Regions from separate parts of the Homo sapiens genome. Here region 1 is linked to region 2. A link is a loop called in an ENCODE intact Hi-C map of the cell type or tissue named here. Cell type or tissue: Caco-2. All regions are shown on one strand. Each heading gives the region's core, and the rest is flanking DNA. Links, peaks and the distances in the headings are about the cores only. Region 1 has its middle 39 kb from the start of SLC4A10. Region 2 holds the start of GCG (glucagon).

Evidence for each region. Hi-C counts contacts between places; a loop is a spot of excess contacts. Peaks named below come from ENCODE experiments on the same cell type or tissue, not always from the same donor. Only the 100,000 strongest peaks of a DNase experiment are listed, where the experiment ranks them.
Region 1: a loop joins it to region 2, with 4 times the contacts of the local background. A loop is called at or near these places in 7 of 110 quality-filtered maps.

Annotation. Positions count from the first base shown.
Region 1 is chr2:161,577,546-161,593,405 of GRCh38, reverse strand. It overlaps the pseudogene KRT18P46. Among named protein-coding and RNA genes, the nearest start is that of SLC4A10, 39 kb to the left of the region's middle. In Caco-2, for the core only: a CTCF peak has its summit at 6,612; no DNase peak of the experiment used is centred there.
Region 2 is chr2:162,149,364-162,165,223 of GRCh38, reverse strand. GCG (glucagon) reads left to right here and starts at 12,977. Exons shown (of 6, transcript NM_002054.5): 1 at 12,977-13,066. It overlaps LOC101929532 (a long non-coding RNA gene), which reads right to left. Exons shown (of 4, transcript NR_110255.1): 2 at 3,323-3,454; 3 at 2,133-2,234. RefSeq lists a promoter at 11,368-13,089. In Caco-2, for the core only: a CTCF peak has its summit at 11,428; a DNase peak (open chromatin) is centred at 11,413.

The sequences.
Region 1 (15,860 bases), core at 3,247-11,246, 570 kb after region 2:
AACCTAAAGGAGTACATCACCAGCAGTCTTGCTTCATAGAAATTGTTAAAGAGTATCATTTAAGCTAAAATAAGGATAAAGGCTGCAATTTGTTTTTTAAAAAAACAGATGAAAGTAAAAACTCAATTATAAGAAATACATAGTCATACTCAGAATTCTCTAATTTTGTAAGAGTGGTATGTAAAGCAATTTTATCACCATTACAAAGGTTAAAAGTCAAACTTTTAAAAAATAAATTACAGCTATAATAAATGGTTAAGGAATACAAATTACAAAAAAAAGTAAATATTGACATCAAAATTATAATACATGGAGGGGAGTGAATGCATAGAGTTATTGCATGCAATTAAAGTCAAGTTATTATCAGCTTAAAGTAGCTTGTTATAAGGATAAAATATTTTATGCAAGCCTTGTGGTGGTTACTACAAGCAAAAATCTATAGTAGTTGCACAAAAGATAAAAAGAAAGGATTCAAAGCATGCCACCACAGAAAACCATCAAACACCACAGAAAACCATGAAACCACAAAAGAAGACAGTGAGAGAGGAAGAAAGACACAAAGGACCTGCAAAACAATCAGAAAATAAATTACAAAATGGCAATAGCAAGTCCTTACCCATCAATAATTACCTTAAATGTATAAAATTCTTTAATTTAAAAAAAAGAGTGGCTGAATAGATTTTTTAAAAAAACAAGACCCAGGCCAGCTCTGGTGGCTCATGCCTATAATCCCAGTGCAAGAGAGGATCACTTAAGATCAGAAGTTCAGGCTCAGCCTGGGCAACATAGTGAAATTCTGCCTCTACAAAAAAGTTAAAAAAAAAATAGCTGGGCATGGTGGTACATGGCTGTAGTTACTGTATTCCTAGCTACTTGGGAGGCTAATTCAGGAGGATGGCTTGAGTCTAGGAGTTTGAGGTTACAGTGAGCTATGATCACACCACGGCACTCCAGCCTGGGCAACAGAGCAAGACCCTGTCTCTAAACACACACACACACACACACACACACACACACACACAAACGCACACACGATCCAACCATGTACTGACTACAAGAGGCTGACTTTGCTTGTAAGGACACACAGTAAGTAAAAGTAAAGGGATGGAAAAAATATTCCATGCAAATGGAATCCAAAAAAGATCAGAGATAGCTAAACTTATATCAGATAAAATAGACTTTAAGTAAAAACTGTAAAAAGAGACAAAGAGAGCCATTATGTAATTGGTTAATTCACCAAGAGGATGTAAAAGTTGTAAATATTCAGCCAGTATCATACTGAATGGGCAAAAACTGGAAGCATTCCTTTGAAAACGGGCACAAGACAGGGATGCCCTCTCTCACCACTCCTATTCAACATAGTGTTGGAAGTTCTGGCCAGGGCAATCAGGCAGGAGAAGGAAATAAAGGGTATTCAATTAGGGAAACAGGAAGTCAAATTGTCCCTGTTTGCAGATGATATGATTGTATATCTAGAAAACCCCATCGCCTCAGCCCAAAATCTCCTTAAGCTGATAGGCAACTTCAGCAAAGTCTCAGGATACAAAATCAACGTGCAAAAATCACAAGCATTCTTATACACCAGTAACAGAAAAACAGAGAGCCAAATCATGAGTGAACTCCCATTCACAGTTGCTTCAAAGAGAATAAAATACCTAGGAATCCAACTTACAAGGGACGTGAAGGACCTCTTCAAAGAGAACTACAAACCACTGCTCAATGAAATAAAAGAGGATACAAATAAATGGAAGAACATTCCATGCTCATGGACAGGAAGAATCAATATCATGAAAATGGCCATACTGCCCAAGGTAATTTATAGATTCAATGCCATCCCATCAAGCTACCAATGACTTTCTTCACAGAATTGGAAAAAACTACTTTAAAGTTCATATGGAACCAAAAAAGAGCCTGCATCACCAAGTCAATCCTAAGCCAAAAGAACAAAGCTGGAGGCATCATGCTACCTGACTTCAAACTATACTACAAGGCTACTGTAACCAAAACAGCATGGTACTGGTACCAAAACAGAGATATAGATCAATGGAACAGAACAGAGCCCTCAAAAATAATGCCACATATCTACCACCATCTGATCTTTGACAAACCTGACAAAAACAAGCAATGGGGAAAGGATTCCCTATTTAATAAATGGTGCTGGGAAAACTGGTTAGCCATATGTAGAAAGCTGAAACTGGATCCCTTCCTTACACCTTATACTAAAATTAATTCAAGATGGATTAAATACTTAAATGTTAGACCCCTAGAAGAAAACCTAGGCAATACCATTCAGGACATATGCATGGGCAAGGACTTCATGTCTAAAACACCAAAAGCAATGGCAACAAAAGCCAAAATTGACAAATGGGATCTAATTAAACTAAAGAGCTTCTGCACAGCAAAAGAAACTACCATCAGAGTGAACAGGCAACCTACAGAATGGGAGAAAATTGTTGCAATCTACTCATCTGACAAAGGGCTAATATCCAGAATCTACAATGAACTCAAACAAATTTACAAGAAAAAAATAAAGAACTCCATCAACAAGTGGGCAAAGGATATGAACAGACACTCCTCAAAAGAAGACATTTATGCAGCCAAAAGACACATGAAAAAATACTCATCATCACTGGCCATCAGAGAAATGCAAATCAAAACCACAATGAGATACCATCTCACACCAGTTAGAATGGCGATCATTAAAAAGTCAGGAAACAACAGGTGCTGGAGAGGATGTGGAGAAATAGGAACACTTTTACACTGTTGGTGGGACTGTAAACTAGTTCAACCATTGTGGAAGTCAGTGTGGCGATTCCTCAGGGATCTAGAACTAGAAATACCATTTGACCCAGCCATCCCATTACTGGGTATATACCCAAAGGACTATAAAACATGCTGCCATAAAGACACATGCACACGTATGTTTATTGCAGCACCATTCACAATAGCAAAGACTTGGAACCAACCCAAATGTCCAACAATGATAGACTGGATTAAGAAAATGTGGCACATATACACCATGGAATACTATGCAGCCATAAAAAATGATGAGTTCATGTCCTTTGTAGGGACATGGATGTAGCTGGAAACCATCATTCTCAGCAAACTATTGCAAGGACAAAAAACCAAACACTGCATGTTCTCACTCATAGGTGGGAATTGAACAATGAGAACACATGGACACAGGAAGGGGAATATCACACACCAGGGCCTGTTGTGGGGGGGTGGGCAGGGGGGAGGGATAGCATTAGGAGATATACCTGATGTTAAACGACGAGTTAATGGGTGCAGCACACCAACATGGCACATGTATACATATGTAACAAACCTGCACATTGTGCACATGTACCCTAAAACGTAAAGTATAATAAAAAAATTAAAAATAAATAAATAAAGTTGTAAATATATATGTAACTGACATCAGAGTCCCTAAATTCATAAAGCAACAATTAAATGATCTGAAGGGAGAAATAGGATGCAAAACTGTAATGGTGGCACCTCACTACTTGACTTTCAACAATGGTCAGATCATCTAGATGGAAAGTCAATAAGGAAACATTGGACTTGAATTACATTTCAGACCAAATGAAGCTAACAGACATATATGGAACATTTCATTTAACAGCAGCTAAATACATATCCTTCTCAAGTACACACAGAACATTCTCCAAAACAAATCCACATGTTAAGCCACAAAACAAATCTTAACAAATTCAAGAGGACTGAAATCATGTCAAGTACCTCTCTGGATGACAATGGCATGAAACTAGAAATCAACAATAGAAAAAATGTTAGAATTACACAAATATGTGAAAATTAAACATGTTCCTAAACAACCAATGGGCCATAGAAGAAATCAAAAAGGAAATCAAAAACTACCTTGAGACAAATGATAATGGAAACATAGCATACCAGAAATTACGGGATGCAGCAAAAAGCAATCCTAAGAGGGATATTTATAAGAACAAATGCCTATATCAAAAAAGAGGAACAATTTTAAATAAACAATCTAATGTTATGCCTCAAGGAACTAGAAAAAAAAACTAAATCCAAAGTTAGAAGAAGGAAACGAATAAAAAAGGTCAGGAATAAATGAAATAGGGATTCGAGAAACAACATAAAAGACTGAAGAAACTGAAAATCTGTTTTTTGAAAGCATAACCCAAATTGACAAACATTTAGGTAGACTAAGAAAGAAAGAGGGATAACTCAAATAAATAGGTAAGATCAGAAATGAAGGGGGGACATTACAATTGATACCACAGAAATACAAAGAATAATAAGAAACTACTTCAACAATTATATGCCAGCAATTTGGATAATCCAGAAGAAATTGATGGATTCCTAGTCACATACAACCTACCAAGATAGAATCCTGTAGAAACAGAAAATTTGAACAGACCAATAACAGATACAGAGATTGAGTCAGTAATTTTACAAAAATCTCCCAACAAAGAAAATCTCAGGACCCGATGGCTTCACTGGTTAATTTTATCAAACATTTAATAAAGAATTAGTGCCAATCCCTAGCTCAAACTCTTTCAAAAAACTGAAGCGAAGGGAACAAATCCAAACTCATTTTACAAAGCAAGAATTACCTTGATACCAAACCAGACAAGGACACTGTAAGAAGAGAAAATTACATACCAATATCCCTGATGAACACAGATGCAAACATCTTGAGTTACTGGAAAACAGAACTTAACAGCATATTAAAAGGCTCATACACCATTAGAATTTATCCCTGGGATGCAAGGATGATTCAACATACACAAATCAATAAATATGATATACCACATTAACAGAAAAGTATAAAAATCACATGGTAATCACAATAGATGCAGAAAAAGCATTTGACAAAACTCTGTACCCTTTATGATAAAAAACTTCTCAACAAATTATGTATAGAAGGAATATACCTCAACATAATACAAGCTACATATTACAGTCCCACAGCTAACATTCTACTCAGTGATGAAAAGTTGAAAGCTCTAAGATCAGGAACAAAATAAGGATGCCCCCTCTGTTGGAATGGCTGTCATCAAAATGGCAAAAGATAACATGTTGGCCAGAATGTGAAAAGGATCCCTTGTACACTGTTGGTAGGACGGTAAAATGATACAGCCATTATGAAAAAACAGTATGAAAGCTCCTCAAAAAAATTAAAAATAGGACTATAATATGTTCCAGCAATCCCACTTCTAGGTATATAGTCAAAGATAATAAAATCAGTATCTTGAAGAGATTTCTATATTCCAATGTTCATTGCAGCATTATTCACAATAGGCATGACATGGAATCAGTCTAAGTGTCCAACAGCAGATGCATGGATAAAGCAAATGTGGGGTTTGTGTGTATGTGTGTGTATGTATGTATATACTTCCTTTTCCATATATCACACGTACTATGGAATACCATTTAGCCTTAGAAAAAGAAGGAAATTCTGTCATTTGCAACAACATGGATGAACCTGGAGGACACCATGCTAAGAGAAATAAGCCAGTCACAGAAGTTAAATTCTACGTGATTCCAATTATCTGAGGTAGCTAAAAGAGTCAGATTCATAGAGGCAGAGAGTAGAATGGTGGTTGCCCCAGGGCTAGGAAGCTGGGGAAATGGGGAGATGGTGGTCAAACAACACAAAGCTTCAGTTACGCAAGATGAACAAGTTCTGGAGATCTAATGTCCAACATGGTGAGTATAAATAATAATGTATTGCGTACTTGGAATTTGCTATGAGAGATCTTAAATGTTTCTCCCCACAAAAAGATAACTATGTGGGGTGATGGATATGTTAAGCTTCATTGTAGTCATCATTTCACAATGTATACATACATCAAAATATCACGTCATACACCATACGTATATACATTTTTGTCAATTGTACCTCAATAAAGCTGGAAATAAATAATGGTAGCTTCGAGGTTATGAATGTGTTAATTAGCTTGATTGTACTAATCATTTCACAATGTATATGTATATCAAATCATTACATTTTATACCTTAAACATATATATTTTTATTTATCAATTATATATCTCAATAAATCTTGGGAAAGATTATTTTAATTTTTTAAAGTTCAGATAAGCAATAAAACATATGATTTTCTTTCCTCTCCAAAATAACCAAATTCTGATCTTTTTTTCTAACTCAAATTATACTGACATTTCCCAAATTAGGTCAAATGTAAAAATACATATTATAGGTATAAGTAAATAGTCTCAAAAGCGTTGAAAAAAATGTTTATTATGGGTATTGTCATCTATGGGTACGCAAGAGCTTAAGGTTCAACGTGCATATGGGTGCTTTCCATCTGAAAACCTTCTTCTAAGTATAGATTTTCCTTCCCTTCAAAGAAAAAGGGAAAATATTCAAGGATAGGTGCCAGTGAGGTTAATCATCTTTGGTCATTTTAAGAGCGGTTTACTCCTTGCTTTTAAATAACTTGCAAATAAAAGCAAGAGAGTTTGGTTAAACTTCCAGTTCCCAAAAATAACTGATTGTAAAACTATTTTTTCTGTCTTTCTTTAAGCTCAGAATACTTTCTTACTAATCCTTTTTTCACTTTTCCAAAGCCATTTACCCACCAATAGACCCCAAATCTTAGAATTTAAATTGACAATATGTTATCTGTGACCTAGGCTTTAGTGCCACTTAGTGTTCAAATGATAGAATTACAGCAAATCAAACCAAATCTAGCATCGTTTAGTCTACTGCAGCCTCAAAATATTTCCTCAGGATTTACAGACATTAATTTGAGGCCTCTGATTCCTACCTGCTTTACTCTGCCTGATATATATGAGAAAGACAGGAAACTCAGCATATACTAGATACCTGTCGGGAGCTAGCTCATACGAAAGCAAGGAATGAGTGCCAGAGATCTTTTTTTCGTTCTTTCTCAGCTTGAATCATCTACTACTGTGCCATGTCTCCAAATATAAATTGACTTACTGAAAGAAGAGGAGAGAGAGAGAGAGCATTTGTTTGGGGGAGGGGAGGTTTCACGAATTCAGGAACGAGACGTAACTAATAAGTCCCACGTTAACAGAAAATTAACATATCAATAGAAGTTTATCAACAAATACCACCAGTTATTGAGAACTAGGTTATGTAATCTTAATTCTGTTAAATAATATAAAGTAAAATAAGCAAGCTGGCATCTTCCATTTTGCACAACAAATTTCATGCCAATTTTGCAAAATTTTTATTCCGTAGAAAAGAAGAAAATTTTGAACACTGGTATATTTTATTAACAAGCAATGAATTTAAAAGCTAAACACTGGATACTCATAGGCATAAAGATGGCAACGATAGATACTGGGGACTACTAGAGTAGGGAGCGGGGGAGGGAGACAGCCAAAAAACTATTGGGTACTATGCTCACTACCCAAGGGATGAGATGATTTGTACCCCAACCTTAGCATAATACAATATACTTATGTAACAAACAGGCACATGTAACCCCTGACTCTAAAATAAATTAAAATTATTGTTTAAAAATTTTAAAAAATTGGAGTTTTTCTAATAAAAAACAGAATATAGGAAATATATTAGAAAGAGTAGAAATCGGCAAATATAAATGGGAAGAAGTTAAAGAAAAGAAATAATGATAAAACTATGGCCAAAAAAAGAGTCAAAAAAAATTCACATGGAAATAATAAATAAAACATCATTCAAGTTTACCCAGGAATAACATTATGACAACTATCCATTAGAAGACTAAAATAAAGATCCACCATGTGGAAAAGGATGGAAAGATCAAAATTTTTTCTCTTGTAAATCTGTGATTATACTTTTTTAAAATCTTACATGCAAAAAGAAGTAAATTAAAGAAACTTTCTGGTAACCTTTTCTTTTTTTTTTTTTTTTTTTTTTTTTGAGATGGAGTCTCCCTCTCTGTTGCCCAGGATGGAGCGCAATGGCGCGATTTCCACTCACTGCAGCCTCCGCCTCCCCAGGTTCAAGTGATACTCCTGCCTCAGCATCCTGAGTAGCTGGGATTACAGGTGCCCGCTACCATGCCCAGCTAATTTTTGTATTTTTAGTAGAGACGGGGTTTCACTATGTTGGTCAGGTTGGTCTCAAACTCCTGACCTCAGGTGACCCACCTGCCTCAGCCTCCCAAAGTGCTGGGATTACAGGCATGAGCCTCCATGCCTGGCTGGTAACTTTTATGTTTTTAAAAAAATAAAATTTCTTTATTGTAGAAACTTTGGAAAATTAAAAATAAGACCCACTCATATTCTAACTAGAGAAAATCAGTTAATATTTTCATAAAAACATTTTCAGTGTTTTATCAATACAATAACGTGCAATTTTTAAATGGAATCTTAATGAGTTAATGATCTGATTTATTCCCTTAACACATAAAATGCCATCAAAAACTCTTTATTTATTTATTTTTATTTTTATTTATTTATTTATTTTGAGACAGAGTCTCACTCTGTCTCCCAGGCTGGAGTGCAGTGGCACGATATCGGTTCACTGCAACCTCCTCCTCCAGGTTCAAGTGATTCTCCTACCTCAGCCTCCTGAGTAGCTGGGACTACAGGGACGCACCACCACGCCTGGCTAATTTTTGTATTTTTAGTAGAGACGGGGTTTCACCAGGCCAGGCTGGTGTTGAACTCCTGACCGCCGGTGATCCACCCGCCTCGGCCTCCCAAAGTGCTGGGATTACAGGCATGAGCCACCGCACCCGGCCCAAACAACTCTAAAATATCACTTTAAACAACTACTGGCATTCCATTTTATAGATGTATGCTAATTAATCAGTCTTCTATTGTTGAACATTTTGGTTGTCTACAGTTTCTAGCATTATAAACAAATATTGAGTTAACATCATCATAACTAAATCTCACATATACACAACTATTTTCTCAGGATTCATAACTAAAAATTAAATTACAATGTTAAAAACTATAACTGAGTTTTAAGGGATTTTGTGGGTAATTTTCCCAATGAAAGGATTTACCAATTGTCTGGTTTTTCCATATCTTGCCAAAAATGAACATAACCATTGTTTAAAACTTTTGTCAGTTTGATAGACAAAATGTTCTCTAGTTATTTTCATTTCCATTATTTGTTTTCCAGAGAGAAAATAAATATTATATGTTTACTAGCCATTGGGTGTCTTTGCAAATTGCCTGTTGATGTCTCTGGCCACCTGTAAAAATGGAGGGAAGTGTAGCTTAGTGGTTAAGAGTACAGACTCTGGGGTCAGACAACCCAGGTTTGAATCTTTCACTCATGACTAACTGTAAGACCCCTTTAAGCCTTAACTTCTTTATCTATCTATAAAATAAAGATAATAAGAGTACCTAGCTCTCCAGATGAAAAGATGATCTGGTATGTGCAATATGCTCTTATATTTTAAGAGCTCTTTATAAGGATTTTCACCCTTTGTTCACCATATGTGTTGCTCCCATTGTTCCGAGTTGTCAGTTGCCTTTCAATCTTGTTTATAGTGGATTTTGGCAGACAGTTTTAAATTTTTTGTAGTAAAATCTATCACTCTTTTCTTCAGGATATTTGCCTTTGGTATCATGCTTAGAAAGGCAACAGATTTAGAGGAGTAAAGATAGTACAACTTTTTCAGGAAAGCAAAATATATCTGGCATGTGTATTGTGAATAACATAAAAATCCAACATTCCTCTCCCTATGCACCTCTACTAAGCAGGCACCATTTTTAAATAACATCAGTCTGAAAAAGAAATACACAGAAATCACAATGTCAAGTAACTATACCCACAACTTCCAACGATCATGGCCTATTGAGTTCCCTAGTTGGCCTAGATCTTCATCTTTGCCTTAAATAAGAGGGATATAAATATACCTATAGACATACCATAGCAAATTAAATTAAGTTCCTCTTTTTTTAACCAATTTCCCAGATGATTGTGAAATATTCATAATGAAATTAATCATTCCATAAATCAAAGAAGTAGCCAGAATCAGTCACATCTGAGATCATCTGGTTTGTGAGTACAAATTTATTTACCCTACCCTCAGCAAATATAACAAAAAGACTTTCAAGGTTTAAGGAAAATAAATCACTAATAAATTAGCAAGTACTGATCATTTGAACCAAGATGATGTTTTCTCTTCAGCAAAGGACAGTGCACACAAGCTGAAATACCAAACTATGACCTGATTCTTATCCATGTCACACACAATAGCATTATTTATCAAGGCCTAGTTACAGAGACAGTATTTAATCAACTAATGTCTCTGAATTAAAACTATAAGCAGCTAAACATAATTGAAATATAATAATTTTTCAAATTTATATTAATACTAATTGAATTTTAATACCTAAAATATCTTAATAGTTAAAGAATTTTTCTGATAAGTTGAAGTTCAATCCAATATTATATTTTTATTCCTAATTCATATAGCAGTTCAAACCAAAAAGTTACCGCTGGCCATATAAAGGACATGTTTTTACTTATTACAAGAAATTGAATTCAAGCTTGCCACTTTGGAAACACTAACAGTAGCAATAGATTATGCTACATTTTAAGAAAACACACAAAGAATTATTCTTGAAATCTCGGTATTCCTATTGTGCAGATATTTGGAACAATTGTTTTCTTCTTTCATAGCTATAAAATTGTGGTTAAAAATCAGAATCATAGAAAAGGCTACTGGTTTTCTCAGGGTCACAAAAAAGTAAGTAATAGCATGTCAGTGATAAATTTTTCTTAGTCTGCTACTCTATCCACCACAGTATGTAATTTCTGCCTTAAACAACTTAAAATATGTAGAAAGTCATAAGAATTGCTAATACTACTTTTCAGCACTGTCATATTTTGTCCGCTGAGCCAAACATACCAGATGTCTTTAAATAAAAGATTTAGACAGCATAAAAATAAAGCGTTATTGTATATGGGCTTTTTAAAAATACACCAATACATTAGGGATATCGTAAGGTTTGAATAAATGCTATTCCAGAAGAGAGAAAGTTTACAGATACTAATACTGAAGGCAAGGAAAGATGATGACCATAGATGCAAATGAGAAGAAGAAAACAGTGAAAATTAACATAACACTCTGCATGATAAAAATTATTTTATTTATTTTAACATAATGAGCCAGAACCATATATTCCCATTGACATGGTTTGGATCTCATGTTGAAATGTAATCTCCAGTGTTGGAATGGGGCCTAGTGGGAGATGTTTGGATCGTGGGGGCGTATCCCTCATGAATTGTTTGGTGCCATCACCTTGGCCCTGAGAGAGTCCACATGAGATCTGTTTGTTGAAAAGCGTATGGCACCTCCCACTCTTTCTCTCTCTTGTCCTGCTCTGGTCATGTGACATACCTGCTCCCACTTCACCTTCTGCCATGAGTAAAAGCTCCCTGAGGCCCCCCTAGAAGCCAAGCAGATACGGATGCCATTCTTGTACGGCCTGCAGAACCAGAAGCCAATTAAATCTCTTTTCTTTATAAATTACCCAATCTCAGGTATTTATTTATAGCAATGTAAGAGTGGCCTAATACACCAGTTTCCTGGATAAAATATGAGTATTTCATTTCCTGAGATTAATATAGTCCCATCAGTGTATAATTCTAGTAGATTCTATGAAAAGCTATTGTTGATAAGTAGGCTGAAATGACTGTAAGGGGATGAAGGAACTGTGAGGTGACTATTAGGATTAACTAGATGCTACTACGTTTAAAGACATGCACTCACAACTAGTGACAACAGAACTGTCTGTGAGAGCAGATTTGAAACAGTAGCTTCATCCTGAGCTCCACTTGTGCATCTGGTAGATTTACACATTTCTATCTAGTAACTCTAGATGTTTAGCCAAACATCTCTCTCCCCTATTTCTAGCCACAGATGTCATACAGGACTAGGTAGAAAGGAAAAGATAGATGAAGGCAGAGTGGCAAGTCTTACATCCAACACATGTAAAAGGATATTAAAAGATATGCATAGACATAAATACAAACATTAAAAAGTCATTATTTTATTTAATTTTATTTTTGGACCTCTAAACTTTTTAATGGACTACTGCTCCCCAAAGAGTACCCTGTTTCTGCTGGCTTAATGCCTCAGAACTTTGGTGTTGTTGGTCTCAGACACCACTTTGCCATCCACTGTCCTGCAGGCAGTGGTCTGTTGGATGGTTTGCATGGAATTGCTCCTGTCCAGGGCATCACCAAGATTGAAGTCCTCCCCATATTCCAGCAGGCAGCTGGCAATCTCAGCCTCCAGCTTGACCTTGATATTTGGCAGGGCCTGTACTTGTGGGCCTGGGGCTGCCCTTCTGCCCAGGTCTGTGCCAGCTCTGACTCCAAGTGCCTCAGGACCCAGTTTAGCTGCTCCATCTGCATGGAGTGGCAGGCCTCCACTTCTCTCAGGCTGTTCTCCAAGCAAGCCTTCAGATTTCTTATCAAGTACAAGTCAATCTCCAAGGACTGAACTGTACATCTTAGCTCCATGACGGTCATCTCAGCAGCTCTGATCTTGGTGGACTGTGTGGTGACCACTGTGGTGCTCTCCTCAATCTCCTGGGACCAGTACTTGTCCAGCTCCTCTAGGTTCTTCAGATCCTGCTTGTTGTACTAGGCCCAGATGTCTGCCATGATCTTGCTAAGGTCCTGAGATTTGGGGGCATCTACCTTCACAGTCAACCCAAAGCTGGCAATCTGGGCTTGTAGGCCTTTTACTTCCTCTTCATGGTTCTTCATGAAGAGCAATTCCTCCTTGAGAGCCTTGATCTCTGCCTCCAGCTGCAGCTGAGTGACATTGGCGTCATCGACGACTTTGTGAAGCCCATGAATGTTGCTATTCACAGACTGATGAAAGGCCAGTTCTGTCTCATATTTGACTCTAAAGTCATTAGCAGAAAGATGGGCTTTGTCAATCTGCAGAATGATGTGGCCATTGTTCATAGAATTTGCAAAGATCTGAGCCTTCAGGTCCTCAATAGTCTTAAAGTAATGCCCCCAGTCTCTTACCTTGGTTCCTTTCTTCTCCAGGTTTTCCCAAATTTTGTTCTCCAGCCTCTGATTCTCAATCTCCTAGCTCCTCACTCTGTCCAGGTAGGAGGCCTGGTGGCTGTTCAGGCTTTGAATGGTCCCCTTGTTCTGGATGCCCCGCATTCCCACCAGAGCCCTGGCCATCCCTATGACCAGGCCTCCAGACCCCCAGTGTCCCCAGAAGCTGGTGGGGACACAAAGATCCAGGAGCCCAAGCCCCTGACGCCTGCATAGAGGCTAACCACACTGCTGGCAGGCTGGACGCTGTGGCTGGGTGATTGGATGGAGCCCAGGGACTGGTAGTTGGTGGAGAAGGTGGTGAAGCAAGTGGTGAAGCTCATGCTGTCCAGGGAGGAAAGCGAGAGGACAGGTCTCAGGTTGTGCCCAAAAGTCGTTATTTTAAATATCCACTAAAATAGTTTAGAGATTATTCACCATTGCCTGCAGAAAGTGTAAAATATCAGCCGGACACAGTGGCTCACACCAGTAATCCCAGCCCTTTGGGAGGCCAAGGTGGGTGGATTGCTTGAGCCCAGGAGTTCAAGACAAGCCTGAGCAACATGGCAAAACCCCATTTCTACAAAAAATACAAAAAATTAGCCAGGCACGGTGGCGCATGCTTGTAGTCCCAGCAACTGGGGAGGCTGAGGTGGAGAGATCACCTGGGCCTGGGAGGTCAATGCTGCAGTGAGCCTAGAGCATGCCACTGCACCCCAGCCTGGGCAACAGAGTGAGACCCTGTCAAAAAAAAAAAAGAAGTGTAAAACATCCTTAGCATGACAATATATTAAAGACTTCAACAATCTGGTCCTAACCAATATTTTCAGTCTAATCTCCCACCATTCATTCATAAGAACCCCTTACTCTTTTCACACCAATGCATGCCATTCTTTAAATCCAAAAAAATGTTATGCTTCCGTGCCTTCAAACAAGCCATTTCTTTTGTCTAAATCATCTTTTTTTTAGCTAACCTAGAGAACTTCTACTCATACTTCAGGACACAGTTCACTTATTACAACATGTAATAATTTGCTTATTTGGGTGTTAGCCTCTACAAGACTAGATTTCAAACTCCTAATAAGCAAAAATTAATCTTACTTATCCTTGTGTTCCTAGCACCAATTACACTCGTAGGCATGCAGTGTTGAATTATAAATGTTTGCTGAATGATGAATGAATGAACAAATATTCAATCAGGACTCATAGAGATTTTTAGGAGTGGTAGAACCTGTTTTTCTTTCCTCTCCTTTCTCTTCCTCCTCCCCTCAACTACCCCATTCTCATCCACTAAAACTCCTAACCTCAGCAGCAAATAAAAGATCTTTTCTATAAGACACATTATTCCAGGAAGATGAAATAAATGTACTTTTCTTTATTCCACCTATTAGGTAAAACTAAAAACCCTGGACATAATATGTAAGGCAAACACAGGAAGACTCTGAAAGGTGGAGAGAAGATTGCTTGCTAGGAACATCAAAACCCAAAGAACAACATGGTCATGTGTTGCTTGGAATTCATTTTTGCCTAATATATCTGAGACCTGCAGCTGAAGAAGCCAGAAACATGAAAACACCAACATGCATGGGCAAAATAGCCTGAACGAAAGCTTGTTCTCTCTAGCTGAAGGCCAGGAAAACGGTGGCCTAGTCAGACAGAAAATTTTTAGACAAGAAGTGCTCTATTCCAGCCTAACCCCAAGGAAAAAGCTGTTGCTCCACTCCCATCCATGCCAATGAAGGCCACGTGGGGAGCCTACACTTCCACCCTCATGAGACAGTAATGAGATGCTCCAACCCCCTCACCAGAGTGGTATCAAAGAAAGCCAAGTAGGGAGTGAGGACATTCATCCAACTGGCCAATAACATGATCTCCTCCTCCCTGCAGTGTGAGTAAAAACCACACAAGGAGCCAGAACTTCTACCCCCATCAAGCAGTAATGAGGCACCCTCCTCACCCCACTGAGGTAGTGTTAGAGGAGGCCTACTAAAGAATCAAGACTTTCACCATCACCCAGCAATAATGAGGCCACCCCCACCACCGTGTCAATGGAGACCATGTGGGGAGCCAGAATTCCCACCCTCACCCAGCAGTAATAAGGAGTCCCTCCCATTCAAGTGTCAGCAAGGCCAATTGGAGAACCTAGACTTCCATTCCACCTGATATTAACAAGGTGGCACCTCCCTCCTTCCACTACTAGAGTGGTGTCAGAGAAGTGCAATCAAAAGGGAAGGTTTAAATAAGATTTAGAGTCTCATAACATAATATGAAAATGTCCAGATTTCAATGTCCAGAGAACAAACATAAAAATCACACGTCACACTAACAACCAGAAGGTCTCTACTGAGTGAAAAAAAGTAATAGATGCCAACAACAGATGATAGAGGTGCTAGAATTACCTAACAAAGATTTTAAAGCAGCCATTATAAACATATTTCAATGAGTAATTACAAACAGGCTTGAAAAAATGAAAAAAAAAAGCTTTAGCAAAGAAAAAGAATGTCTCAACAAATAAATGAAAGATATAAAGAACCAAACTGAAATTTAGAACTGAGAGATAATAGTAACTGAAATTTTAAAAGGCTCAGTGAATAAGTTCAACAGCAGAATGGAGGAAATAGAGGAAAGAAATGATGAACAGAAAGAGCAAACAATGCAAATTACTCAATCTGAACAACACAGAGGAAAAAAGACTTGAAAAAAGTGAACATGCTTCAGGAACCTTTGGAAGTATTTTTTAAATGTAATATTTGTGCCATTGAAGCCCTGGAAGGAGAGAAAAATGAGGGCAGGGATGAAAAAGTACTTAAAGAACTAATGGCTGAAAACTTCCCACATTTAGCAAGAAACACAAAACTACAAATTCGTGA
Region 2 (15,860 bases), core at 6,772-14,771:
TATATAATAGGAACTTGCTGTTGTCCTCCTCAAAGCAAAGAGAAAGAAAAATCCCTGAGCAGCAGGTGTCCCGGTCAGGAGAATAAGGTTAGGGAGGACAAGAATTTTAGCCAGAGATCTAAAAGAAGTTTGTCTTTGAAACAAAAATAATTTGGATTAGGAAATGGAAACACAGCCTACTTCACTGTCCTAACTTAGATACTTGCTGCCTCTAGATGAATCACCACCGGGACACTGCAGGCTGAGGAAGTTTGGCACAAATGTTCAGGCTGGAAAATGACAAATAAATATCTGGAATGTGATTGATTACTCTAGCAGCTTTTATTTTAAAAACAACACTAGTTTTTAAAAATACATTTTGCTTAATAAGTATGTTTCAAGTAGTAGTGGTTTCTTTTACATTATAAAACAAGGATACCCATGCTTATTCTGTTTCTGTCTCCTGATCAGATTATATGTTCAAACCCTGAAAGTTTGGTTGGTTGGTTTGGTTGGTTCTTTTAAATTCAGATTGTATTGTAAACTTGGACTCATGAAAAATAAATCAGTGAAATATCTCTTGTCAAGGCTGTGCATTTTAGATCATATTTTTTAGTTGATCATTCAACATGGGTGAACTGAACTTCCTAGTATCCCATTGATGCAACTGAATGTAGTCCTGTGCACCTGCAAAGTTGCCAAACAGATTCAAGAGAACTGAGTTCTAATTCTTGTAATTCGGGCAAGCACCTTCTCTTCCTGAGATTCAATTACTCCCTGCATGCCACAGGTACTAGGCTAGATCCTTGGCTTTCAAATCACATTTGCAAGCCCTAAGAATTCTTCTGTGTCCCTTTAGGGCATAGTGCAACGCAATTCCTGATCCTTAAATCATCTTCCACAATTGGAGGCCTGTAGGTTAAATAATAGGAGTCAATCCTGTGTTTTCATTTACTATTTTCTCCCCTGGATCTCAACATCTGCTGGGATTACAGTGGTTTCTCTCAATATGGAGGTCTCATGGATCTCTTTTGAGGCCAGATTTATGGGGTTGGTGTGGGAAATATTTGGTTGGATGGCAACCATAGATCCCTTAGAAACACTGAGGTTGAAGTGTTGTCTCTAACTATTTAGGCAGTAAAAGTGAGGGCAGGGACCCATCATGGCACCTTGTTTGATGGTCATATGATAAAAGTTTATTTTATTTTATTTTATTGTATTGTATTGTATTGTATTTTATTTTATTTTATTTTATTTTATTGAGACAGAGTTTTGCTGTCATCACCCAGGCTGGAGTGCAATGGCATGATCTCGGCTCACTGCAACCTCCACCTCCCAGGTTCAATCGATTCTCCTGCCTCAGCCTCCCAAGTAGCTGGGATTGCAGGTGCCCACCACGACGCCCAGCTAATTTTTGTATTTTTAGTAGAGACAGGGTTTCACCATGTTGCACAGGCTGGTCTCGAATCTTGACCTCAAGTGATTCACCTGCCTCGGCCTCCAAAGTGCTGGAATTACAGGAGTGAGTCACCATGCCCGGAAATAACATTTTCAAAGGGATTGCCATCACCATCACCATCCAACATCTTATTTCATAAAACGTATTTTATATGAGTTAAATTTATAGCTGAAGATCTTGCATTGGATAAATGTAACAGGAGTCTTAGAGTAGAGTTCCCAATCTCAAGAACCACTGAGTCCAGGCAGGTGATCAGAACGAATGAAGCAAACCAAGAAACGGGTCAAGGAGATTCCTGGTAAAATAAGGCTGGGACTCTAATGAGCTGGTGACTGCACTAAAGGGATAACAACTACTGGCTCAAACTGCTGCCACTGGAAATATGGTGTTGCCAGACATTGTGATTTTTGTCAAGAGAAACCGGAAAACTGGATTTTTAAATGGAAATTCCCTCTTAATTTTGAACCCTTGACCACTAATTTATGAGTAAAGGAAACTCATCTGGATGCCAGATTTGGGCTGTGTGTATCAATTTCTATTTTAAGGAATAATTTGATTGCTTTCTTTTGGATGTGAATTGTATACCAGGTGCTCCGTATATATTCTTCCATTTAATTTTTGAAACTCTGTAAATTAGAAATTAAAATATATGTATTTCTGACTAGGAAAATGAGGTTTAAGTTATAGTACTCACCCAAGATTCCATATATCCAGGTCAATTCAATTACTCCCTGCATGCCAACTGAATTGGCATACAGTTTCTGTACCACAGTGGCAGTGACTCTTCTCAGGTATTCTAGAAGAAATATGTGGAATGCCTTTTCAGATAGGTTTGTTACCTATTAATGTCACTAATCAAATAATGAATATATAATGGAGTATAAGTAAACACAACCCTAATAGCAGGCCCTTATAAGCCATTATTAGAATTCAAGTACACATAATGAAGTCACCATTAAGTGACTGCTAAACAAACATTTGAAGGTTGCTTTTGAAGCTGAAGTTTTGTGCCTCCCTCTGTAACTTAATAACTTCTACAGGGTCTACATCTTGTTTCTGGCCCCAGCAAAATTGTGTGTATGTCCAGACAAGCCAATCAATATGGAAATCCAGTTCATGACTGAACTCTAAATGGCGTTGGCTTTCCAGTCTTCCCATGGACTCTCCTCCACTTGTTGCTGCTGCTTCTTGATGTCTTCTCACCAATGTCACCCCTGCACTGTGTCTTCCCACACTTGCTCTCCTGCCAGCTTCCACACCATGACCGTGGAACTACAGATGGGGCAGGGTGGTGGGGGACACTTGCAAGATATCACATAGGGATGGTCCCCAAATTGGCATTGAGTGTGTCATGCCAGCTGCACCCAGGCTGCCAAAGCAGAGGCTCCAGAAATAAGGAACAACGAGTGTGTAAACCTGAGGCTTTATTCCTCTAGACTAAGTCTTTAGAAGAACAAAAAATTACAATTTAGAAGATTACCGGTAAAATGTCTTTTATGGCCAGGCACAGTGGCTCATGCCTGTAATCCCAGCACTTTGGGAAGCTAAGGCAGGTGGATCACTTGAGATCAGGAGTTCAAGACCAGCCTGGCCAACATGGTGAAACCCCATCTCCACTAAAAAAAAAAACAACAAAAACTAGCCGGGCATGGTGGCGCATGCCTGTAATCCCAGCTACTCGGGAGACTGAGGCAGGAGAATCACTTGAACCTGGGAGGTGGAGGTTGTAGTAAGCTGAGATCACGCCATTGCACTCCAGCCTGGGCCACAGAGCGAGACTCTGTCTTAAAAAACAAAAACAAAAACAAAGCCTTTTATGTCTCCCCCCCCCACATTTTTAGTTACTGGCTATCAATTTATGGTTTCAGAGAGTCACACACGTACCTCCAGGTTGCAAAAGAACTTCCAACATATCCGGAGTACTTTCACTATTTACTTTTTCAAGTTACAGTATCAGGAGTCATAAAATATTGTTGACATAATCTTCTTTGATGAAGAAGCCGTGCTCAGTGAAACCTGCTAGAGGAAATCCTACTATCAGTTTCTTGATGTACACTTAGAGCCTTCTGCATGTGTTTTTCTCTTAACAAAAATTAGGAATCTATCACTATCAAAGTATTAAAATTTTATAATAAACTTTATAAATAGCAACTCAATATTCAAATCATCCTTGTGTCATATTTTCCAGAAAGAAAGTAAAGTCATGGAAACTATGAGTGTAATTATTAAAATTTATAATTTATTGAAATGAATAATTTTTATCATTAAAATTTATCATTAAATTACATAATTTATCATTAAAATACATACATATTTACATATATACAAATATAAACTTATTCGTAGGGTTCTGTATCCAGAATATATTAAAAACACATACAATTCAACAATAAGAAAACAGACAGCACAATTTCAAAATGGGCAAAGGATTTGAAGAGACATCTCTCCAAAGAAAACATACAAATGTCCAACAAGCACATGAAAAGATGCTCAGCATCCTTGGTCATGAGGATAATACCAATCAAAACCACAATGAGGTACAACTTTATGCCAACAAAAATGGCTATAACAATTCCAGAAAAAAACAAAAAATAAATATTGGCAAGAATGTGGAGAAACTGGAACTCTTGTGCATCGCAGGTGGGAATGTAAAATGCTTCAGCCACTGTGGGAAACACTTTAGCAGCTCCTTAAAAAGTTAAACATAGAATTACCATATAACTCAGCAGTTCCACTCCTACATATATATATATATATATATATATATATATATATATATATATATACTTAAAAGAATTGAAAAGAAGTACTCAAACAAATGCATGTACAAACATGTTCACAGCAGTATTATTCACCATAGTCAAAGAGCGGAAATAGCCCAAATGTCCGTCAATGGGTGAATGGATGAACAAATTGTAGTATATACATACAGCAGAATATTATTGCACCATGAAAGTAATGACGTACTGACATGTACTACCACATGGATGAATCTCTAATGCATTGACCCAAAAACCTACCGTATGATTCAATTTACGTGACATGTTCAGAACACGTAAATCCATAGAGACAGAGTTCAAAGTAGTGGTTGCCACTGGGTGTGGGGAGAGAGATGTGAGGAGAAACTTCTTACTGAATATGGGTTTTTATTTTGAAATTATGGAATTGTTTTGGTACCTAATAGAGGTGGTGGTTGCACACATAAATGTACTAAATGTCACTTAATTGTTCACTTTAAAAGGATTTATTTTATTATGTAAATGTCACCTCAATAATTTTTTAAAAAATGCTTTTAAAAATTTTATTGGTAATAATTTTCAGAATAAATAATCCATAATAATTATTGCATTATCCCTAGATCGTAGGAATAATATGATATTCCTACTGATATATCTGATATAAGAGAATATACTAGTCCAGGATATTAGGCTCTTAGGTGCTTTAGAAAAATCTATTTTGATCCATTGTTGTTGCCAATAAGAGGAATATTTTTATTCTCAATGAAAGAAAAAAATTAAAATTGAAGTTACACTTATTTTACCCAGTTGCCACTCACACCACTATGTCTCTGTACAAAGCACAGAGGAAACCATAGGATTTACCCCACCCCCGCCACTTATTCCAGATCTACATCTTACACCCCATGAGCACTCAAAACACTTAAACCTGTCATATAAGAAAATCCCTTTTCTGACCCCTACATTTTCATCTTTCAGTTTTCTGCTTAACTGCACTCAGCAGAGCAGCTCTTCCAAGGAGACTTTTTCCAACATCCAGCCTCATCTTGCCTCTTCATTGACGCTCCAATTCAGTCTAGAGGAAACAAAAAGCATAGTCTCTCCTCCTTGCCAAGACCTGCCCCACCACTGACCTCTCGATCTTATGCTCCTTTATTGTCCTCATTGAAATCTGTAGCTGTTGAAAAGGAAGAAAAAGTCAATCGTGTGACATATCCAAAATTCGTGGATCTGATTCTTAAAAAACAGAATCTCCACTGTCGCTTTGGAAAGCAGTTGGCAGTTCCTCAAAAAGTTAAACATAGAGTTAGCATATAAGCCAGCGATTCTACTCCTAGGTATTTACCCAAGAGAATTAAAAACATAGTCCAGACAAAAATTTGTGCATGAATGTTCCCAGCAGCATTATTCATAATGGCCCCAAAGTGGAAACCACCCAGATGTCCATTACTGATAGATGGGTAAACTAGATGTGGTAAATAGCATACAATGGAATCATTTCAACCGTAAAAAGAATGAAGTACTGATTCCTTCTACAACGTGGATGAACCTTGAGAAGATTATGCTAAATAAAAGACATTAGACAAAAAAGATTATATGTTGAGTGATTCCATTTATATAAAATACACAGAACAGGCAAATGTGTATACAGAGAAAGTAGATCAGTAGTCAAGAGCTCGGAAAGAGGGCAAGGGGGAGTGACTGCTGATGAGTATGGGGTTTCTATTATGGGTGATGAAAAAGTTCTGAAATTAGATAACGGTAATGGTGACACAGCATTCTGAACATACTAAAAACTACTGAATCATACATTTTTTAAAAACTAAGCCCAAAAATACTTCCATCATCAACTGTTTAGCATTTAGATGTCTTGCTATCTTAGCTATCTGGAAGTTCTGAATAGATTTAGACAGCAGTCAAAGCTGATTTGAGGAGATTTTGCAAGTCCTCCCAGGACTACTTTGCAAAGCCTTACTCTAGAAAGGTTACAAAGTAGTGGGGTCCTGTATTCGGACCCAGATATGGCTTTAAGCAACTTGGTTGCCTGTTCTAAGCCCCTGTCTTGTTATTTGTAAAATGAAGGCAAAAATATTGAACTCGTTATGTATTTTGAGTATTAGAGAATAATATACTCAGCTTTGCCTTTAGTACATATTCAGGAAATGGTAGTTACTTCTATTCTTAGGCGGCTTGATCCTCATTTCTGAATTGTAAAAAATACTGGCTCTCATATTATGATTTTTAAATCTTTGCCTACAATTAAATCTGTATATGAATTCCAGGTGAGATATCAAAAAAGTAACGAACTAATCAGTAGTTGAAGCTATGTGCTAACCAATGGAAGGAATGACTATTACACTTTACCCTGGGTGTTTGGTCAAATGTGTCTCTGAATTTATAATTTTTATTTGATTCTTTTCATCAATGTCAACTGTCTTCAACAATACATTTATTAGAACAAGTGTCCATAAAAACATTAGAGGCAAATTGATGCTTAATAAATCAAATACATTTTTAAGATATTATTTGCATCACCCTTTTTTCCGCTATGAGTTTTGCCCATTATTTGTGGGGAAAGAATGCAAACAAACTGGGAGGCCGAGGCGGGCAGATGATGAGGTCAGGAGATCGAGACAATCCTTGCTAACACGATGAAACCCCGCCTCTACTAAAAATACAAAAAATTTAGCCTGGCTTGGTGGCTGGCGCCTGTAGTCCCAGCTACTCGGGAGGCTGAGGCAGGAGAATGGCGCGAACTCGGGAGGCGGAGCTTGCAGTGAGCCGAGATCACGCCACTGCACTCCAGCCTGGGCGACAGAACAAGACTCCGTCTCAAAAATAAATAAATAAATAAATAAATAAATAAATAAGCAAACAAAGGTGTAAAAGCCATGATCTTCGACCTCTAGAGTTTTGCTGATAAGTATTTATGGAGGAGAATGCTGGCAATCATGGACTAGACATATAAGAAAAAAAGGGAGACTCTATCATTCTTCAGCCTTAGAAAAGACTTATGGTTAGTCGACGGTGCTTTATGAGGAGAAAAGAATTTTTATTAAGATGGAAGTGAAAAGTCAGTTTTTACATCTTCTGACAACATGGCAACAAAGAAATGATTTACCTTTCAGTAAGAGCCAGGACTAGAACGCAGATATGAAATACTTCTGGCCATAGAAATGTTTCTGACCGCAGAAATAAATTATTTTGGTCATTTATTGCAAAATGGAAATGTAGAAATTTATTCTCCAGGTTTGAAAAATAAAATAGCCAAACAATGAATTGTAATACATTAAATAAATCTCTGCTTTAAAATAGGGTAATAGCCTAGATGGCTTTATGAATTATCCTCCCTTCTATGGTTATATCATTTCAATTTCACCAGAACACTGGGCATATCTTGATAATACATCTGATAAAATACAAATTGGCAATACTGAGTAAGTTTCAGGCAGGGGGTAAGTCTTACTACAAGGTATAATGAACAAGAAAAAGTATTTATAACTCAGGTTTGCATTCTCTGCATTTTCTTAGTATACAGACTCCAAATTTTAAATTTTCTAATGGCTGAAGTTACTTCCTTTTACAGAAGACTTTAAAAAATTGCAATGTTTTAATTGGTTCACATTAAAGACTCTTAGAAGCTTGAAGAAAAAAAGTCTTTCCAGATGAGCAAGAGGTTGGATAAATGTAATGACATATGGTTTGTTTTTTATAGCTACAATATGCGAAAAATAGTAGCATAACACATGTATTCAATGATATATATGTATTTATACATATAAATATATATTCTGCTTGTAAATTATGAGATAAGATTCTTTTGTACAAATATGATTTTGTTTTCTTTCTCTTTCTTGTTCCCTTTAGGAATAAAAATAACAACTGAAACTTAGAACAGTTTTAAACATCTCATTATACCAGGGATCTTGCAAAAGATAAAATCAACGAATGCAAAGCCATGATGCCACACAGTCCCCTGCACAGACTTGTGAGCGGGCTGTCTGCAGGGTCTCGGAGCCTCAGGGCAGGAAGACTGTCCGTTGATCTTATTACTGAATCTTCCCCCCAACCCCAGCAGGCTTCCTCAGAATCCTTCCAGATTGATGGGTCATGAACTGATTTTTAAATATCTCTCAGGAAGGGTATTTCTCACATCCTCTGGCAAACTCAGAACTTCCCCTGGAAGTTCTTCTTTTATTACCGCTGGATCCCTGAGCCCATTAAGTCACTCACAGAGATGTGAAGGACATCTGATTATTACATTGTATGTATTCAATTTTTAACTTTTCAAATGCTCTCGTTAAGTGGCTCTTCAGAGTTAAAACTAATCAATAAAAACTTTTTCCTCAAATGCTATACATAATTTTTCTTTGATCTTTTGAAGGTTCACACCTATTTTCAGAAGACCCTTGTTATGGACCCTTGGATGGTATCTTAATACGCTGTGCTCTTCCTAGGTTAGAGTATTAAATACTGTCCAAGAATAAAAAACAAACCTCAAGCATATCAGGAAAGCTTGACTGGTCACTACTGCAGTTTTATCAAACAGAGCTAGGCAAATCCTAGGGATGGGTATTGAATAACATTGAGAAGAAGGGAGCAGTGATTTTGATTCCATTACCTCTGAGTGGTAGCTTCCTCTCTCTGCCTTCATTGCAGTTGTTTTTCCGTTACCTTGGCCCGGCCTAGGCTACTGTTTTCCATCCAGGCTCTGTTGCCACCATGTGTCTATGAAGTTCACTTATTTTACTTAGCTAATCCTTACTCACTGAAAAGTCTAACTCTTTGGCTTCCAAAGTGATAAATGACCAATTAGTCCTAATGACCAATCCCCACGATCATTCTATTATGGCTTTAACTTTTTAATATGGGAAATTTCAAACATAAATAAAGTAAGCAGAATTGCACAATGAACCCTGTTTATCCATCAGCCAGCTTCAACAATTATCAGTATTTTGCCATGGTTGTGTCATCTGTACCTCCACCCACACCTCAGACTTCTTTTTTTTTTTTGTAACTATTCTTTTTTTTCCTTTTAGGTAAAATTTACATAAATTAAAAATCACGAATCTTAGCTGTACTATTTTGATAATCGGATAAACCTGGTAACACATACCCTTATCATAATATAGAATATTTCCATCTCCCCAGAAAGTTCCCTCTTAGGCAATCCTCTCCCATCCTCTTCCAAGAAACAACCACAGTTCTGAGATTTTTAACTTCAATTTTGCCTGTTTTTGAACTTCTATAAATGGATTCATACAGTATATAGTTGTTCATGTCCATCTTCTTTTATGCAGCATAATGTCTGCAAAATTTTTCCACATTGCTGCCTGAGTCAGCTGTTGCTTAATTTTTGTTGCTGTATGAATTCCGTATCACAAATTGTTTTCTTTCTCTTGTTGATGGATACTTCAGTTAGTTTTTAAGTATTGTAAATAAAGCTTATCTGAACACTTTTTTACAAGTCATTTTGTGGATATATGTTTTTATTTCTCTTGGATAAAATACCCAGGAGTGGATTGCTAGGTCAAAGGGTAATTGTACATTTAGCTCTAAAGTTTTACCTTTTTCCAAAGTAGTTGTACTGTCACTCCTTTTTAAATTACATTTTTTGGTTTGTTTTGAATGGGTAATTCTATCAAATGGTCAAACAATCCAAACCACATAGCAGGTATATAAAAGAAGTATTCTTTGCATCCTGTCCCTGTCCACATGCACCCCACTTATCCACACTGCCTCCTACAGGTAAGCACTTTCATCAGCTTCTTGTCTATTTTAATTTTTTGACGCAATTATGAAAAATAAACACGTATTTCTGCCCCTCTCCCTTCTAAAACAAAAGGTAGCCTACTACATACCCATTCTGCACTTTCTTGTTTTCAACTAACAACATAACTTGGAGTCTTTCCCTACTGGTAAATAGACAGCGTCTTCATTTTTTTTTTTTTTCTAAACAGTGCTCTATTGCTGGCCCCTTGGATTAGTTCCCACCTGTTACTCTTCTACTCAACCTTGTACCTACATCATTACATATCTACATAGCAATATATGTGGGATAAATGTTCAGAATAGTGCTTTAGCCTTACTGGACCAAGAACTATAGGTATTAGTCACTTCGATAAGTATTACCAAACCACCTTTCAAAGGAGTTAATATTTTGTACTCCCATCAGCAACGCCTGAGAGTTCTCCCTACCCATAGACTTCCCATCGCAGCGCACTGTGAACCTGGATCTTTGCCATTCTCAACTATTCCTAAGTATTCCGAGCAGCTACAGAAAATAAACACACAATAACCCCACAATGCATGGTTTTGTGTAAATTTTTAAGAATTTTGAGGTGGTAAAAGCATTAAGGCAAGCATGAGGTCCTGCATGCAGCTTCATGCAGCTGCACAGGTTGTAAATCTGTGGAAATTGTCCTTAGGACTAAACATCATAAAGAAATCATATATGTCACTAGTCATAGACATACAGGGCTACCACTTTCCTTGCCTCACATCTAAATCACTGAATAACTGTATTGATGGGAATAGGCCAAGTAGAGGCTCATGCCAGAACAGTGATAGGAAGAAGATCTGCAAGTCCAAATTGCACTTGAGTTCTGTCTTAATTTCTGACAATTCGGTGTCCATGAAGAAGCCTGACTTGCCCCTCCTAGAGAGGAGAGCAGCACACAATGCAGTGGGGTTCTTATTGCTTATACATCCTGAGAATGCTTACCCTTATGGTACTGGGAGCCCCAAGAATCAGTGTCAGTGGGCTGGAGATAAAGTCACAGGAAATTTTCTGAAACAACTTGGGATAGTCACTTCTAGAATAATGGAAGCAAGTAGAGTGGAGGGAAAGAAAAATGTTTGGTAGTTAAATATTGGGAGAGGATAATTACTGAAAGGCCAGTGCTATGTTGAAGATTTTATATATATGATCTGCAGATCTTCCTTCTTAGGGCTGCTCCACAAACAAGTAGAGTCTGAAAAGGAAAGAGAGAGACAGAGACAGAGAGACAGAAAGAAACATCTGCTCAAATAGACAAATAGACAATGGGAAAAGTAGAACTGAATCTGCCAAAACGATTAAAAATATAGCGAATAGTTGTGTGAAGATTGTAGCCAGAGAGAAAGACAATGTAATCATACATTAAATCAATCCACTCTTTCAAGCTATTACCGTATTTATAAGTATTACTCTCTAGACCGACCTAAGGCTTGACACCTTTCTCTGCTCTTTCACCCCCTCTGCTGGTAGAGTGCCAAGAAGCAGGTCTCAGATCAAGACACCAGCAGTACCAATGAGGAGATAAAGTGAGGCAGATATTTTATGCAGCTGTGCTTCTCAAATTTTAATATGAACACAGATTTCCTTAGGATTTTGTTAAAATACAGATTCTGATAGGCACGAGATTCTGCATTTCTAGCAAGCTCCCAGATGATGCTGGTCCTTAGACCACACTTTGCAAAGCAAGGCTTTCTAGCACCCAATAATCACCAGCACAAAAACCCCTCAATGATGTCTTCCAGTCTGACTTGAAAGTGATCTCTGTGGCCTTCAAGTAGCTCTACATTCAAACGTTGGTCTCATGCACAAATTGAACAGTTAAGTTCATTTGGAATATTTCTCCAGTTGCCTCAATGATTTACCTCCATACAAGTCATCAGTGACATCATGCGGTTGGTTATATTAGAATATTGGAATCTAGTTAGGAAATGTTGTGATGAGTTTGCAATATGGAATAAAATTTTTATTTTAGAAAAGACATTTACCAACCCCTCTCATTTTACAAATAAGGAGGCAGAGACACAAAGAGAATGCGTGACTTGACCAAGGTCACACAGCTGGTCAATAACAGCAAAACTAAAATCAAATTATGCCAACACTACTTCTTATGCTGTCTTTCCAGATTATTTACCATTTTTCTATTTCTCTACAGTGACCAGAATCATTTCTGCTAAATGTCACAGATCATTAAAGCCTGTGTGTCCAGTCACAAAACTCAGGAAACGTGAAAATATGCATCTCATCTCAACAGTTTTCCTCATATCTCATTCTTTTGTAACTTAGTACCCCACTCTCTTATCAGTAAAATTAGATTTTAAATATATATTAGAAGGAAAAAAATACCAGATAATTTCCTGTTAGCATCAGCTATCTTGGATGTTTAATCTTCATTTTGCTCCATCCTTTCTGCCTGAATTCCATTTATTAAAACAGAACACATAGGGGTTTAATCAATATCCTTAAATTTTCCACAAACATAACATAAATAAACTCCACGTTGTGAGGAAGAGAGGATTTTTAATACATATGTGTTGAATGAATGATCATTATTTAGATAAATGAATGACTGAAGTGATTGTTATATTCAGGTAAATTCATCATGGCTAGGTAGCAAACCAAAGACTTGTAAGAACCTCAAATGAGGACATGCACAAAACAGGGATGGCCATGGGCTACGTAATTTCAAGGTCTTTTGTCTTCAACGTCAAAATTCACTTTAGAGAACTTAAGTGATTTTCATGCGTGATTGAAAGTAGAAGGTGGATTTCCAAGCTGCTCTCTCCATTCCCAACCAAAAAAAAAAAAAAAAGATACAAGAGTGCATAAAAAGTTTCCAGGTCTCTAAGGTCTCTCACCCAATATAAGCATAGAATGCAGATGAGCAAAGTGAGTGGGAGAGGGAAGTCATTTGTAACAAAAACTCATTATTTACAGATGAGAAATTTATATTGTCAGCGTAATATCTGTGAGGCTAAACAGAGCTGGAGAGTATATAAAAGCAGTGCGCCTTGGTGCAGAAGTACAGAGCTTAGGACACAGAGCACATCAAAAGTTCCCAAAGAGGGCTTGCTCTCTCTTCACCTGCTCTGTTCTACAGCACACTACCAGAAGGTAAGATGATTATAAAATTGTAAATCCTGTTTGGCGGACAGTGAAGTATTTTTAAGGGATCAAAATATTATAAATTAAAATGTTGTTCTTTCATCTTAGACTTTATTACTAATAGTACACAGAGAGGAACTGAGATGGAAAAGGTTATATCAAATGCATTTACGTGTACTTTAATATAGCGAAGCCGCAAAGCGAGTTGGAAAAATAATTATATGCAAAAATATAAAACAGAAAAAAAACAAAGATTCAAATCAATGCACTTGTTATAATACTTAACTGTTATGAGAGTTGTATTTTAAAATAATTGGTAACATTTTGAAGAATAAATATTTTTCTTGGACTTGATAGATCTGTATACTACTTTGAACAGAAGGCGTCTTTTAAAGTAAGCAGAAATGTGTCCATTAGGGAGCCTATAACAGAAATTGCTTTTTACCAATTAAAATCTCTGGTTTTCCAAAAGAGCAAATTAAATAACATCTTTCAAATATTCAAATTTCAGACATCTATCAAAAAATCAAAGTCCATTAAAGCAACTCTTTGTAAATAAAACATAGCGTACTTGGTGCAGAGAACAAGTGTCATCTATTTGGGGGGTTTTCTTTGGATGCATCTGAGTGAAGCCATACATTAATAACTATTTACTATGTATTGAGGATAAATAGTAATAAAATCTAAAATAGCTACCCTCTGCAATAAAATTTTAATTTGTCTTTTTAGATTAGGCTCCTAGAGACAAAAAACAAATTTACAAAGATCTTTGATGGAGTAAATGATTAAGTGGTGTATTTTTCCATACATACTGAAGACCTATTACATAAAATGAGCTAACCAGTTTGAAAAAGGATTTATATGGACTACAATGCCAACACATTTGGGGATAGAACATAATGTCTTCTTTTTTAGGTCTAAGGTTAATCTTTCTGTAAGACTTCCTACTTATTATTGTTACCATACTTTCCTTTAAATTTTAGTGGAAATTTGTAGTTCTTACAAAACTGCAGGCTCTCTTTAGACTACCTAAAGAGGGGGGAAATTAACTGGAAATTATTTTCTTATTGAATAAGATTTTAATACTAAAATAACATAAATCTCTACTTTCTCAGCAATTGTATTCAAACAATTAACTCTATTCTTTTTTTTTTCACAATTCGATAGACTTTCACAAACAAATAAGTGAGATTTTTAAAGCCAGTTCTTTCTTCAGAAGAAGTCATTTATTGTTGGTAATATTATTAGATACGGAACGCTCACTTCTTTATGTGGTTTATGGTTGTTCTTTCTTCCATCAGCTCCTGAAGTGGCAGGATACCTCCTGCTCTAAATCCTCCTCAATGGAACATAATAGGAGATATTGCAAAACGCTTAGGACTTTGGGTGGAATGAATTTTTTTTTCAGTCTTGTGAAAGACTAAAAGCTTTTACAAGAAACTTTTCAACAGTGGTATAATTTTTAAAAGAAGTGCTTACTTTAATATTTAAATATTCCTGCAAGCACGGATATAACAATTGAGAGTTATAATCAGTAGATACTACCTAAATATATGGCAAGGTTTCCAAAGTCTGCCAACCGGTTAAACTGAAGCATAGCAAAATGTCAAATTGGTAATTTGATGTTGATGAATGAAGAAAGGTGAATATATCATTCCTATTATGTTCCTTTGTCTAATCATCCATTCAATGTACAAAAAACTTAATATTTCAAAGAAAAAAGTTACTGCTGCAGGTATTACAGTGTCTATGTTTTAGTGCCAGAGATAGTAAATACAGCTAATATATTAAGGAAAAGATTGATAGTTTAAAAATGATAATATTTGTGAAATCCTTATTCCAAACCAAATGTCATTTGCTAAAAATATTCATTCAAATTATTTGTGGATAAGCATAGTCAAACTTGGATTGAAATGCCCGCTTCTCAAAGGAAACACCATTGGGTTTCAAAGTAGCCGAGATCCATGACAAAGACGGACTTGACGTTCCCATTCAGAAAATAGAAGCGCTTGCTCTGTGGGGACATTCTGTCCCACATTCATGTTGGTCCCAGTCCCCGTCGACACTGCATCATCACATCCTTAACATACTATGGCTTCGCAGGGCATCTGCTTGTGACACAGGGACAAGCAATCAGGTGTATCCTATAACCAAGTCTATGGTGTCACCAGCAGTGAATGACATGTCCTCATCTAAGTCCAATTAGAAAACAACCTGGGGACTTTTATGACTTTAGAAGCAAGCTCTAATTTTTTTTTACATAGTAATCTCTTAGTTTTTTAGTTGTGATTGTTCACGTTGCCAGAAGCATTAGTTCTTGTTGCAAATTGCTTGTCTTTAAAATGATTTTTTCCCTTTAATTTAGAACAGGTCAAAGCACCCTAAAATACCTCAAATCTGTTGGCCGCTTTATAATTACAAAGTCTAGACCAAGTTACACTATTTAAAATATAAATGAATAATACATCTGAACCGACAGCTGGTATGCCAAGTTGTAGCCTGAGGCTGCTTTAAGATGGTTGAAATGCAGTATAATGTAAATGCTTGGAAGTGAAGGACTATTAATTGAAAGCCAGACTGATAGTGAGGGGGGTGGCATGATGGATAAGGTGCCATTCAGGCTAACCATATGTAGCATATCATCTACAGTGGGTATTTTAAATGTTGATTGTGGACATTTTAATTTCCAGTCTGGAAATGAGCCTTCTAATTATTAAACAGAAGTGTCCCTACATTAATGAAAAAGCTTAATGGTGGAACACATCTTTTGTGTCCTTTTTTGCCTCCAAAAAATCTGGGGAAA